Regions from separate parts of the Homo sapiens genome. Here region 2 is linked to region 1. The links are chromatin contacts, found by Hi-C or POLR2A ChIA-PET in ENCODE. All regions are on one chromosome and are shown on one strand. Each heading gives the region's core, a stretch centred on a gene start or an enhancer-like site at or near the end of the contact. The rest is flanking DNA. Distances are from core to core; before and after follow the strand shown.

The links. Hi-C counts contacts between places; a loop is a spot of excess contacts on that map. ChIA-PET counts read pairs that join two places held with the same protein, here RNA polymerase II (POLR2A). Pooled maps may share reads with other maps.
Region 2: a loop to region 1 is called in a pooled map, with 5 times the contacts of the local background. The contact joins two enhancer-like sites. A Hi-C loop is called at or near these places in 1 of 37 single-sample maps with no recorded cell type and 1 of 50 pooled maps. POLR2A ChIA-PET finds 5 or more read pairs at or near these places in 1 of 52 experiments (CD4-positive, alpha-beta T cell).

The regions. Positions count from the first base shown.
Region 1 is chr2:194,102,126-194,109,286 of GRCh38, reverse strand. No RefSeq gene overlaps it. Among named protein-coding and RNA genes, the nearest start is that of LINC01821, 240 kb to the left of the region's middle. Within about 2 kb of position 4,471, at least 3 of the 41 ENCODE cell types and tissues checked have a DNase peak (open chromatin) inside an H3K27ac peak, as active enhancers do.
Region 2 is chr2:196,238,814-196,245,974 of GRCh38, reverse strand. It overlaps HECW2 (HECT, C2 and WW domain containing E3 ubiquitin protein ligase 2), which reads left to right. Exons shown (of 29, transcript NM_001348768.2): 20 at 3,771-3,891; 21 at 5,413-5,526. Among named protein-coding and RNA genes, the nearest start is that of HECW2-AS1, 18 kb to the left of the region's middle. RefSeq lists an enhancer at 4,717-4,766. Within about 2 kb of position 3,599, at least 15 of the 41 ENCODE cell types and tissues checked have a DNase peak (open chromatin) inside an H3K27ac peak, as active enhancers do.

The DNA.
Region 1 (7,161 bases), core at 3,222-5,721:
GTACACACTACTTACGTATGGTTCCTTTTGATTTTAGTCTTAACAGACTCTATTCATTTCTAAAGTTACTTAAGTCAGCACACTTTCCCCCTCCCTAAATTCCTTGAGATTATTGTATACATTTTTAATACAGTTAGAATCTCTTATCACGGTCTGCCTTCTTTCCTGTGATCCTCAGATACATTAATTTTTTTAAGTTGCATATTTTAAAGTTCACCCTTTATGTTGTAAAGTTCTATAGGTTTTGATAACTACTTAATGTTCCCCAAAGAAAAAAACAGTTCTAGAAATAGAGGAAACACTTCCTAATTCATTTTATAGGGACAGAGTTACCCTAATACTAAAATCAGATTAAATCATGGTAAGAAAGAAAAAAACAGACCAATATCTCTCATTAACATAGATGCAATTATCCTTAACAAAATATTAGTAAATAGAGTCCAGTAATATATAATGAGAATTACAGAGTAGACCAAATGATATTTGTTCTGGTTATGCAAGTCTGGTTTAACGTTCAAAAACCAATCATCATAAACGTGCTAAAGAAGAAAACATATGATAATATAAACTGATAGAGAAAAATCATGTGATCAAATCCAACACTGATTCATGACAAAACTTTCAGTAAACTGAAAACAGAGGGGAACTTCCTCAATCAATAATAAAAAAAGAAACTTCCAAATACCTGTAGTAAATATAATTAATGATAAAAGAAAAAAGTTGCTTTCCCCCTAAGATCAGAATCAAGGTTGATTTATCCTTTGTTACCATACCTCTTCAACATTGTACTCAAAGTTTTAGCCACCATAAATTAAAAAAAAAAAAGCATATGGAGTGTTTAGACTTGACATAAAATCACAGTCCATAATTTTTAAAATGATAAAGTTCAGTAAGTTTAAAAAAGAATCTATGAAAAGATAATTATATCTGAACATATTGTGATTTTATATCTTAATAATAGAATGACAATTCAATAAAATTGGGCAAAAACTATTGAAAAGACAATCTAGAAGAATGATGTGTGAGCATACAGCAATTAAAACAAACTCACCATTATTAGTCATCTGTGAAACCCAAATTAAAGCCACAATAAGATAATATTATGTACCAACTAGAAGGGCTAAAATTTAAAAGACTGATAACACCAAGTATGGGGTAAGATGTGGAGTAACTGACATTCTCACAAACTGCTGGCAGCAAGTTAAGTGGTAAGACCTCTTTGGAAAATAGTTTGTCAGTTTTCATAAAGTTAAACATACCTTTGAGCAGAATTGATTCACCAGTCCACTCCTAGGCATTGATGCAAAATAAATGAAAACATATAGGTATCTACACTGAGGCTCGTACAGGAAACTTCACAACAGTTTTATTTATAATTGGCTATTTTTCCATTTAACAGGTGAATGAATAAACACATTTTAGTGTAACTGTACAATAAAACTACTCAACATTAAATGGAAGAGCTGCTGATACCTACCACAACATAGATTTCAAAAGATGATAGGTGCAAAACAGTACATACTTTATGATTCCATTTTTATGAAGTTTGAAATGAAGGAAACTAACATATAGTGAAAAAGAAGATCAATGTTTGCCTGGGATCCGAGGAGAGTGGAGCTGTGTGTGCAGGTGGTTAAGGAAACATTTTAGAGTGATAAAAATATTTCATACATTGTGTGTGGTAGCAGTTACACCATTGTATATCTTGTCAAAACCGATAGATATAAAACAGGCTTTTATATCCTATATAAATTATGACTCAATCAAGGTAGTTTTTAAAGAAATTATTATGAGGTTTAGCCATTATGGCTTAAAAAAAGACAGTAAGTTAAAAGCATAACATATTAGCTCAATTTTGGATATGTTGTCTTTTTATCTTCTGGGAGTTTCTGATAGAAGTGTCCTGGTGGGAGTAAGAACTTCTGATCTGTACTTCATAGAAACTGATCATCTGTCATTCATAGATTTGGATAGATTCAAAACGGTGTGTTATCAAACTCATACGAATAGATAAAATTACCTGTGAAGAATGATTTAGTGTGAGGAAATCCTGCTACAACCTGCTAACGCCAATGCAGACATGACTGAGCAACCTAATTCCAAGACAGGGACATCATATACTCAGCAGAAGCACCTCAATGCCATAATATCAAAACACGCACCTAATGTGCACAGCTGACTACCTCCAATCAGCACAGTGTTTAATCAACAGGCAAACACAGGAATCAACAGCTAACCAACAACATTCCAGGTAGTCCCAGGTCTTTCAGCTTTAAAGGATTTATCTGATGTGTCCTCCCCTGAAATGTATGTCAGAGACTAACTCTGAACTTCATCATTCTGTATTCAACCTTTGGCATCTGGAAGTGTATATATATATATACACACACACACATACATATATATACACATATATATGTGTATATACACAACACATATATATGTATATATACACATATATATGTGTATATATACACATATATATGTATATATACACATATATGTATATATACACATATATATGTGTATATATACATATATATATTTAAACAATGAAATGAAGATAGAACTCTGATACTCATTTAAGACGAAAAATCGAGTATAAGTGGCCAATGGAGTCAGAGATACAAAGAAAATGAGAAGCATGGTAAAAATACTTTTCAAGGATGGATGTAGTTCATTATCAAATGTGAAATTCTGGAAAATCTCAGTGGCTACAACACTAAGGTGCTAATTAGTGAAACTGAATTAACCTTGCATCAGATTAAATAGTGAACACCAAGTTGCCAAATTGTGACAATTAGTGTTGGTAATTATTTAAGAATGATAGAGGCCTGTGCGGTGGCTCACGCCTGTAATCCCAGCACTTTGGGAGGCCAAGGCGGGCGGATCATGAAGTCAGGAGATCGAGACCATCCTGGCTAACACGGTGAAACCCCATCTTTACTAAAAATACAAAAAAAAAAAAAAAAAAAAAAAAAAAAAAAAAAAAAAACAGTAGCCGGGCGTGGTGGTGCGTGCCTGTAAACCCAGCTGCTCCTGACGCTAAGGCAGGAGAATCGCTTGGACCCGGGAGGCGGAGGTTGCAGTGAACCCGAGATTGTGCCACTGCACTCCAGCCTGGGTGGCAGAGTGAGACTCCGTCTCAAAAATAAAATAAAAAAAATGATAGAAAGAAAAGGTTGATAACTAGAGAGGCTTGAGAAGGTTGTGTGAAAACAAGTGAAAATATAGCCAGAGAAAAAGGTAAGGACATCATATCAGATACATGATAATACCAATGAAAATTAGAGACAAAAGCAAAATACTAGCTGCTAAATGTACAACTGGCTGCTGGCTATCTAACCAAATTCTGACTGTGATAGGTGTGCCTGACATTTTTGACAGGTAAATATTTTTTATAGGACCTCCAGTTTTCAGTTGAAAAATAGTATCTTACATGAAGTGCATAATTAAAGGGAATATATTAGACTAATATATTTTTAATTTTTTTTTTAGAGACAGGGTCTCACTCTTTCACCCAGGCTGGAAGTGGTATGGTCATAGCTCACTGTAGCCTCAAATTCCTGGGCTCAAGCAATCCTCCTGCCTTGGCCCGCCAAAGCATTGGGATTATGGGCATGAACCACTGTTCCCAGCTCTAGGTTAGTATTATTGGTGCTAGTAGCTAGATAATTCTAAAAGTGAAACTCCTTACCTTTATTTTTAGTGTTTTTAAATATGGATAGAAACAAAAAGTAGGAGGAAATGAAAGAGAAGCAGATAAACCTTTTTTTGTCCTAGCATGTAGACTCCTTTGCATTTCTTGTTTTTCAATGAGAAAATAAAAATTTTTACCTCTTAATCTTAGCTTTGCCCTTTTAGGTTACTTGTCTGTTATCTCATAATTTATCTTTTACTATTAAATATTTATAATTAATGTACCCCAAATAGTTATATTGCCCACGGTCTAAAACAAAACAAAACAAGTTTGCTTCTAACCAAGGTTGTAGTTTTGTAAATCTTAGCTCTAGGAATAAAACTTTTAGAGAGCATATGCCAATTATGTGTATTGTGTAAAGTTTTAACAGTATATAAAGTTGTTTTGTCCTAAAGTCAATGGCATTAATAAGAGATAATTTATTCAGATAACTCTGTGAGAAAATCTCAAAATATTTCCAAGCAAGTCTGACTCAACAAATCAAACATGAGTTTCCTATAGGCTGAAAATCCTACCAGATACAACCTATACTTTTAAAAATGAAGCCTGTTATTTGGCTTCTTTTTGTTGAACTACAGGGAACTACATAGGTTTGTTGTTACATGATGAGAAAGGATTTATTGTGAAACACTTTGAGTGCTGTAAGATAAAATGCTCTATTAGGCTACATATACACAATCCTGCCACTTCCCCTTTTATTAAAGACCATTTTGACAGCCCAGTCAGGACTTTCTGAGGTTTAGAGAAGTGAAAAATGCTCTTCAGTGTGCCTTCACTCACAGAGGGCACAGACATCAGGCACCACATTTGACCAAATACACTCTCAGGATTGCCAGCTATCTACAGCAAAAACTGGTAACTACTTTCTTCAGCTTGCAGAGAGAACTTTTTAGAGTGAAAGTACCAGGTGTAGGCTTTTTCTGTACAAACATATTAAAATTTATATCAATGCATGTCCAGAGATATTTCCTAAATAATCTCTTTCAATTATCATTTATGAAACATGTAATGACCATTTACTATATGCAGGTCATTGTGCTAAGCACTTTATGTACATTATTTTATGTAACTCTTACATCATCCATGTAAGAAATCAACTCCAAATATAGATGAAAATATGCCAGATGAAGCAATCTGTCTTGTGGAGTCATTACTTAGAATTCAGGCCAGGCATACTTCAAAGCAACAAAGCTGTAGCAGCCTCAAGCAAGTGTGATCATGAGAAATTTAGAAATATTTAGTTTTTAATACATTGAGTTAAGAAAATTGATTTTAAAAAGTTCATTATCAGTCTTCAGCTTTTGTTTGGTGTTAGGAAAGCAATATAGAGCAATAGTTGATCCAAAACAGTTCACTTAAAGTGAGTTAGGTCTATATTTAAAAACATCTGTCAAATGTGGGTCCCTGGTTCTGATGTAGCAAACCCGCCCTGCCCTCAGTGGTAAGTGGAATGAAAGCCATTTCTGAGGCGGGGAGGGTGGAAAGGCTATAAATACATGATGCCACAATCACATCCTTCTTGTTCAAATGATGCTATGAGACCCCATTCAAGTCTTTGCATTCTTCTTCAAACAAGCTACTGGATTTAAAGGCCCAAGAAAAGCCTGATCATAAATTCAGAACTGTCCCTCCCAGCACAACTTCAGCCAGCCATCTGCACCCTCAGAGAGGATGCCAAAACTGTCAGTGCCATCTTGAGATCAATATGGTCCTTGTTCCTGGGATGCTACAGGTGGTTAGTGCTACTACCCTCTGCTTGTTCTGCTGCACCCCTGGTAATAAGTCACTGCTTTGGAGCTTGAATATTTGGGTTGTTTAATTTCTATTTTCTTAGCTGAGTGGTTGGTGGGGCGCATAAGAGTTGGGCAAGAACATGCTGCAGTGATTAGGCATGACCCTTTCCATGATCGCATTGGTTCCAGCAGGGAATCTATGGGCCAGTGGCCTATCTCACAGAAACTAAGACCACAGTCTTGAAACCACTGTGAAATTTGTTAAAATCCTAGTTTCCATTTCTGTGCTTATGACCAAGCCCCAAGTGGGGTGAGGTCTTAGAATCTAAGACAACCTCTAGTTGCTAAAGGTCCCACGTTACTTGTCTATAAAGTTGGGAATTGTTCTAAGATAAAGACAATATTGTCTCTTTATCTCACAAGCTTAAGAACACTCTCTTTTTTCTGTAGCCAGCTTAGCACAACCCAGCAAAAATAGGAAGCACTGGATAAATCCTGTTGGATAACTGCAAATTGCTGAACAAATGAGTCGATAACTGTATTTATCATGTCTCTTTGGATTCATTTTTTAATTTTTTCAAAATCCAAATTGATCTTTCACAGAAAATATGTACTCATGAACCATTTCAAAGCATGCAGTATTTCATAAATTCTTTTCTATAAGTTTACTGCTATTATTTTCACTTTGCATTGCCATTTTCTCACTTTATAAATTATTGCGTTGTCCAATACAGTTTCAGAGAGAGAAAAAAGAATTATGTATATGGCTATAATTTATATATAAATTTGATTTAAAATCCATCACCTTTATTTGCTTTAATATTTGAGTAATTGAAATACTCAATATAATCCTCAGACTAGGGAAGAACAGATTTTTCTAAGGGCAAATACTTTGTCAAAATCCACATAAAAAAACACACTCCCAAGAAGTAAGAACCAATGCTAGTAATTTTCAGATGCACAGGTAATTTACACAGTGCTGAGATCTGAGCAAAATTTGCTGAACAAGGGCGGTATTCCTGAATATACTGTCAGTCTATGTAATACATAAGATACAATAGTGTCACATGATGGCTACTTCATGAGAGACCCATGTGAAAGCTTTGCCAAAAGGAGAAATGATTTTGTTATGTAAGTGCATGACCCTGGTAGAAGGAACATGATTTTTAAGCCAGCCATATAGAAACCTTAGAGCGATTAATAAATCCTCTCTAGCCTCATTCTTCCCCTCTCTTTGTTCCAAGTTTTACCTCTTAAACTTGGATTTATTCATTTCTGTCATGGCTACCATATGTAGGAATATTGTTGTCAGGTAATATTATATCAGGCTACAGCTATTAGAATACTGTATGCAGTTAGAATTCTCTTTCAGAACCAGGAATGTATGCAAACTTTTAAAACATCAAGGTCCTTATTGGGATCTGTTTCCCTGTGGCTATTCAGAACATGTTAATTTTTTTTTTTTTTTTTTTTTTTTTTGAGACAGAGTTTCGCTCTGTCGCCCAGGCTGGAGTGCAGTGGTGTGATCTCGGCTCACTGCAAGCTCCGCCTCCTGGGTTCACGCCATTCTCCTGCCTCAGCCTCCAGAGTAGCTGTGTCTACAGGTGCCCACCACCACGCCTGGCTAATTTTCTTGTATTTTTAGTAGAGACGGGGTTTCACCATGTTAGCCAGGATGGTCTTGATCTCCTGACCTCGTGATCCGCGCGCCTCGGCCTCCCAAAGTGA
Region 2 (7,161 bases), core at 2,350-4,849, 2.1 Mb before region 1:
ATTTAACACTCATGCCTGGGTCCCACCCCACATTCTGGGTCTTTACACATTTTGTTGTAATGCATCTTGGGTGTGGCCTGAACATTGGAATTTTTAAAAGCTTCCTAAGTGATTCTAATGTGCAGTCAAGATTGAGAACCCCTGCCTAGGAGTCTCTTCTGCTTCCCAGATCTTTAAAGTCAAGTTTATTCACTTGCTTTATGACATAACTCAGCTCTTTGCCCAGCTATACAAACAGATCTCCAGACAGATTATTGGTCAATAGCCAGTTTTGTACAAATTCATTAGTAAAATCTCAATTCATTTCCCTGTCTTTAGTATTCACCTCTATGCAGATAACAACAGCTAACACTTACGTGGGATCTCTTATGCAACAGTCACTGCATAAAGTGCCATAAACACACTAACTCAGCTCATCCACACGTGTGGCCCTGAGCTCTCACCCCAATTCCAGCCCTGTATTTTTCAGTCTCTAGGGCATTTTGTTAGCTGTCATATCCAAGTCAATATGTATAAAGTTTCACATGCCCTTGTCCACCTGCATCACTTCCCACACTCTTCATAGCATCAGGTAGATAGACTTGGCTCAAATCCCAAATCTACTGTCACTGGAATATGACTTGGACAGGAAACTGCACCTTCATTTTCTTTAGTTGCAAAGTGGTGTGTGATGGTCCTAGTAATACCCGCTTCGTAGACTTGTGAGGATTTCTCAAGATCCCCTGTGTAACGTGCATCATCTGTAATGTACAGCAGGCGCTTAACAAGTAAGACCTGTTGTTATTGTTTAAATACACTTTATATTATCATCATGCTTCCCATTCTTCTTTCTTGCTTATCTATTCTTTTCCCAGTGCATATTTCACATTGTAGATGTTTCTCTGAGTCACTCACTCCAGTCTAGTCCTTATCCCCTCAGGCTTCAATTACTGCAACAACTCCTAACTGGGGCTCTTTCCTCTTGCCCACCCTTAATTTACTCAACACACTCTGAAAATAATTTCTTAAATAAAACACCATTTGTATGTTATTCTTCTGCTCAAGAACCTATAAAGGCACTGTTCACTGCATCATGCCCAAACTCCTCTGCTAGGTTTTAAAAATTCTTGTCATAATTTGGCTCCAACCCTTCTGATCAATTTCATTTCCCATTTACTCCCAGCACTCCTCCTCCACTCTAGGCTAGCTTGGTTCTCTTGGTGTCTTCTGAACACACATGCAGTGCTCATGCCAGCTGTTGCTGCTGTGTTCCACTTTAGGATATAAATTCTCCTTCTTTTGCAAGGTGTGGTTCCAATTAAGCTTCCTCCCTAAGGCCTTTTCCACTTTGATCTCTACTTATACTCATTTCTTTTTTATAACATTACTATTACTTTTGTGTAACACTGATCTTAACAAATGCTTGCGGGGCTTGGGGGGCAGGCAGCCATGTCATTGAGTGGCTGCCGCAAAGTGGTGAGCTCATGCCTCGTCTAACAGAGTAGCTGCAGCTGCCCGCTGGATCCCCAAGGAAATGCAAGCCAGTCATTGCAAGATTTCCCAAATAATTTTCAAGAGAAAAATCTGGAATTTTTAAATTTGAAATTTAATTTGTAAATGTTGGCAATTAATTTAAAATATTCAAAAAAGATTATGGGGCAAGCAACTGGGATCTATAGGACTAGGTATAGCCCCAGGGGTATAGCTTTGTTTCCTCTGCTTTCTAGTCTGTATACCTAGTTCAGGACTTAATTATTCTCTAATTGTTTGATGTTTTATTTCTGTTTCCCCAACCCACTCCAGCAACCCCACCTTACTCATTTTGGACATCCATTGGTGAACCTAACATAGTATTCCCAATGAATAACAACTATTTAGTTCACTCATTTGTTAGAGACATTTTTAATGAACTTACATGGTATGTAATGAACAAGACTTCCCAGCTTTTGTTTTCTGGTTTCTTTCATTGGTTGGGAAATATTTAGTGGAAATATCCAGTGTTTTTGTCATGGCTCTGTGTCTGATTTCCATATTCATCATCAGTTTTCTATCCCAACCTGCTGCTTGTGTTACCCAGTGACACAAAACCAGATTTTTCTATGGAAAGAGGAACAATTGGCTGGGCATGGTGGCTCACGCCTGTAATCCCAGCACTTTGGAAGGCCGAGGTGGGCGGATCACCTGAGGTCAGGAGTTCGAGACCAGCCTGACCAACATGGAGAAACCACGTCCCTGCTAAAAATACAAAATTAGCTGGGCGTGGAGGTGCAAGACTGTAGTCCCAGCTACTCGGGAGGCTGAGGCAGGAGAATCGCTTGAACTCAGGAGACAGAGGTTGGGTTAGCCGAGATCACACCATTGCACTCCAGCCTGGGCAACAAGAGCAAAACTCCGTGTCAAAAAAAAGGAAAGAGAAACAATGTTACTTTTACATATTATTAGTGATAATTACCATTGAATAACGTATAAAATATGCTTATATAATCTAGATATTCTCAGTACTTGGCACATGTTAAGAATGCAATAAATGGTCTGGCGCAGTGGCTCACACCAGTAATCCCAGCACTTTGGGAGGCCAAGGCAGGTGGATTACCTGAGGTCGGGAGTTCAAGACCAGCCTGACCAACATGGAGAAACCATGACCCTACTAAAAATACAAAATTAGTCGGGCGTGGTGGCACATGCCTGCAATCCCAGCTACTCAGTAGGCTGAGGCAGGACAATCACTTGAACCCGGGAGATGGAGGTTGCGGTGAGCTGAGATTGTGCCATTGCACTCCAGCCTGGGCAACAAGAGCGAAACTCCGTCTCAAAAAAAAAAAAAGAATCCAATAAATATTAATATTATTTATTCTTTGTGCAAGTGCGCACTTTGTGCAAGTGAGACAGGTGCCTTTTGCAATTATGTGTTATATTAAGATTTTACCCTGCAATATGAGATTTATGTAATTATGTGTCTAAAATCATTCTTGGTGATAGTGCATATCTAAAAGAAGTTTTGTAGGCCAGGTGCGGTGGCTCACACCTGTAATCCCAGCAATTTGGGAGGCTGAGGTGGGTGGATCACCTGAGGTCAGGAGTTCCAGACCAGCCTGGCCAACATGGCAAAACCCTGTCTCTACTAAAAATACAAAAATTAGCTGGGCATGGTGGCAGGCACCTGTAATCTCAGCTATTTGGGAGGCTGAAACAGGAGAATCACTTGAACCCAGGAGGCGGAGGGTGCAGTGAGCCAAGATTGCACCACTGCACTCCAGCCTGCTGGGTGACAGAGTAAGACTCCGTCTCAAAAAAAAAAAAAAAAAAAAAAAAAGTTTCATGAGGAGTTTTTTGGTGAGGAATTTAGAGTGAATGATTAAAACCTCACTCTTGGTGCCACTTACTTATATACCATGTACTTTCCATTGCAACTTCCTGTCTAATTGCCATGATATCATTTCAGCAGCAAGCAAAGACATTTCATCCTAACAGTTACTACTAGACATGAGTAACTCTGTTTGACTCATATTAGTTTCGACTGAAAAGGGGAACATACTTGAGAAACACATGGGCACCATTGTAACTATTCAAACAGAATTTTTATTCTCAACCAAAATGCCACAAAGAGGACGTCACTTAAGACCTTGGTTGAGGTTTGTTATATCCTTCAACTTGCAGAAATCAAAAATGCAGAAGTTAAGACAGTTGCCTCATTTGACTTGTTGATTGTGATAGCTTTTGTCCATGGTGATGTGATGAACATAAGGACGAGGCACAAATCCAGATTGTCCTCTCTTTGTGGTTTGCTGCAGGTACCCAGCGTGCCAATGCCCGGGCTCCAGCCCCTTACAAGCGGGATTTCGAAGCCAAACTGAGGAACTTTTACAGGAAGTTAGAGACTAAAGGATATGGACAAGGCCCAGGGAAGTTAAAGTAAGTCAAAGTGACACAAACCACATAATGTATAGATGGTGAAAGGAGAGGGCACAGTTGGGCCTCTAGGAAATTGATTGTGATTTGGGATGACTAGCCTTCATTTTAGTCGGCATAATTATTTTGGAATTTGTAAATTATAGGATCATCTAAAACATAGTCCTGGAATGAAACATGATTAAGCTTAACATTTTAAAACAAATAGTGAAGACACTGCCACTTTTCATGCAAAAATAAAGGCAAAATAAAAGGCTGATTTATTTTTTTCCTCTGAAAAGTATGTCTTTGTTGGTGCATAGTATATTCATTAGCTATAAAGCTATCCCAATGTCCTCCACTGCAAGTTTCTGTCTCCTGAACTGACCTGAGTGTAGGAATAGTGCTCAGCTCTGTTCAGTTCTGTGAAACAAACTTCACAGCAGAACATGTCATGAATGTTGTTTCGGCCTTTCTTCATCCATCTCCTCCTTTCAAATGGGGAAACTGAAACATCATCATGTTGTTTGGCCTAGAATTGTTTCCATTCCCTACTTACCCTTCTTTCTCTCCTCCCTGCCTTCACCCCTGTCCCACGTCCCCACTGGAGATCAGTCTGCCACTGAGAGAGGACAGAGGAGGGACGGTCTCCACTGGAGCACCCCTGTGACCCTGGGTGCCTGAGAGACGGTCCAGAGACCAGACCAACAGCAGCCCCATGGCTCACTGCCCCACCTGCAGGAAGGCTTGCTTGATTAAAATCCACCTTCATTGCCCTAAAAAATCATCTGCCTGCCCAAACACCATACTTCTCTGAGCTTTACTTTTCTCACACTTAACTTACAAAGGTCTAGGATGATCCAGCTGTCATGCATTCAGCCTCCCTATCATCTCTCTGCCCATTACCATTTACATTAAGAGCAAATTGATATCTATGGAAGGATGACTTTAATTGGCATCATCACAAGTAGATTAACCTGCCACACTCATCATTCATTTGTATCTGTCCCTTAGGGACTGTCAAGATTCACTTAATTTAACAATTAACAATTGGAAACTCCTCTGCTTTGGAGGATATTGAGAATTTTTTTTTTCCTCTTTGTTCTCACAGTCATCTTGCTGGGCACTTAATAATTGAATTCCTTGTCTACATGCATTGAGACTTAAAACATTGCCTCATAGAGTTGTTCTTGCTTTACTAAACAAAATGTATGGGCGGGGGGCGGTGTGTGTGGTGTGTGTGGTGTTGTTTTATGATCATTTTTTTTCTGGGATAAACTGATTTGACCATTTAGATAGGATTCTCCGGTTGTTTACACTGGTCATAGGTAGGGTACTCTACCAATGATTCTCTCATGTAACTTTTGCTAATGCTATTAAGAGTTCAAGACAAATGTGTACTTTATTGCAGACAGCAATGATATTAAGTAACATTCTTCTTACCTAGTTAATTGTGGCAAATGGAAATGTTCTAGAAAGATAAGTAAATTATCTTTAATAGTATAGTAATAATTTGTATTTTCTAAATTGTCTCTTTATGGACAGGTTAATTATCCGAAGAGATCACTTACTAGAAGATGCTTTTAATCAGATTATGGGCTACTCCAGAAAAGACCTGCAGAGAAATAAGCTATATGTCACCTTCGTTGGGGAGGAAGGGTGAGTAGAACAGAGAAGTGGCCTGTGGAACATAGGCTGTGGCCACAAGGCGGATGTTTCTCCACGTCGCTGTGGTTGCCTGAAACAGGAAATCCTTCTGCCAGGAAGTGCTGTTCTCATACACTTAAACCTTTGGGCTTTTTTTTTTTTAAAGGTCTCCTCTGGCTTTTAAATCACTTGACATAGAAATCCTTTAGTAAAAACTTGTAGCTTTAGATCATTTTTGAGAACAGAAGCCTAGTTCAGTTTCTTCTCTCCGGACCTCTCTTTCTCTTAAAGGGAAAAAGTAAGGCTTTACAAGGAAAAAAAACAAGGAATTGCATTTATGCAATTCCTTTGTGATCTGTGATCTTATTTTCTACCCTGCAGGGCTAGGTAGAACGTGCTTCCTCTATTAAATAAGTTCAGTTTCAGAAACATGAATTAGAATCTTGCTGTTCTACCCAGAAGCCTCCACAGAAGTAACTCTTGGGCCTTGGCTCTTATTTCTCTGCCTCCAGTTTTTCTCTTCCCTTGGGAAGGCAGCACACCTACCAACATTACTACCTAACATAAACAAACATGTCCCGCCTTCCATGACTCTTCCATGAGTGTGCTCGTCAAGATAAGGGTTAGGAAATGAAGCGGGGAAGACTCCTACACAGTGTCTGTTGTGCCCAAATAGACATAACTGTTATTACACATCACATTAGAAGAGGCCAGCTGTCATCCCTCCCAGACCCCTTCTTCCTCATTTCAGGTCTGGGTTCAAGTCTCAACATCTTCTTCATAACTCAGCAGCTGCTAGAGGGAATTTTTCTAATACCATACAATTGTCTGATTGTGTTCTCTGTGGCTCTTGTTGATTTGGATCATTTTAAGGCTATCCCTCTCAGTCATGCCTGGGAATAAAGTATATTAGATTATGGAATCATATTAGTGATATTGAACAAATTCAGCCATTCAGTACACAGTGGATGAAATAATGACTCCAAACTATAAAATAATTTGCATCTGCTGATGGAACTAGGGAATAGAAAAATCAGGATTCAAATTCAGGCCGTTTGTCTTTCATCTGGTACTCTTGGACTAGCTCTGGGACCTAAGCAAAACTCCTGCACTCCAGCCCATCTGAATTTTTTCCTATCTCTGGACATTTTGCCCATTCCAGCTAATGACTGATAACTTCCGCTCTTGTCACATGCAGTGCTGTGTAGTCTCCCAGCTATTCCTACATTAAGGTAAAGTAGTATGTGCAAACACACTATGACATGACAAAATTTGTACAGAAGTTTGCATGAGATCTGAGCCTTTCATTGCTGATGTGCATAAGTGGACTTCTCACTTGTGTTAGTTGGCTTAAAGATGAAGGTGCACAGTTGAAAATGAAGGCAAATGTTAGCCTAATCACCAGTATGCATGAGATTCCAAGTATTTCCTTACATAATCAGTCTGGTTTGGATGAGAATACTTTTCCTCCCCCAGAACTCCAGCTGCCTCCCTTCATTGTTGGACCAGAGTTTGTTGAGATCTCAAAGATATAGGGAAGAGTCTTTGGAAGCACTGATATTTAAGTTTGAATAGAACAGACGTTTATCATGACTGGTTTTCCTAAAGCAGTCTCCTCATGGTGTGGATTAATGACATTAGTTCCTA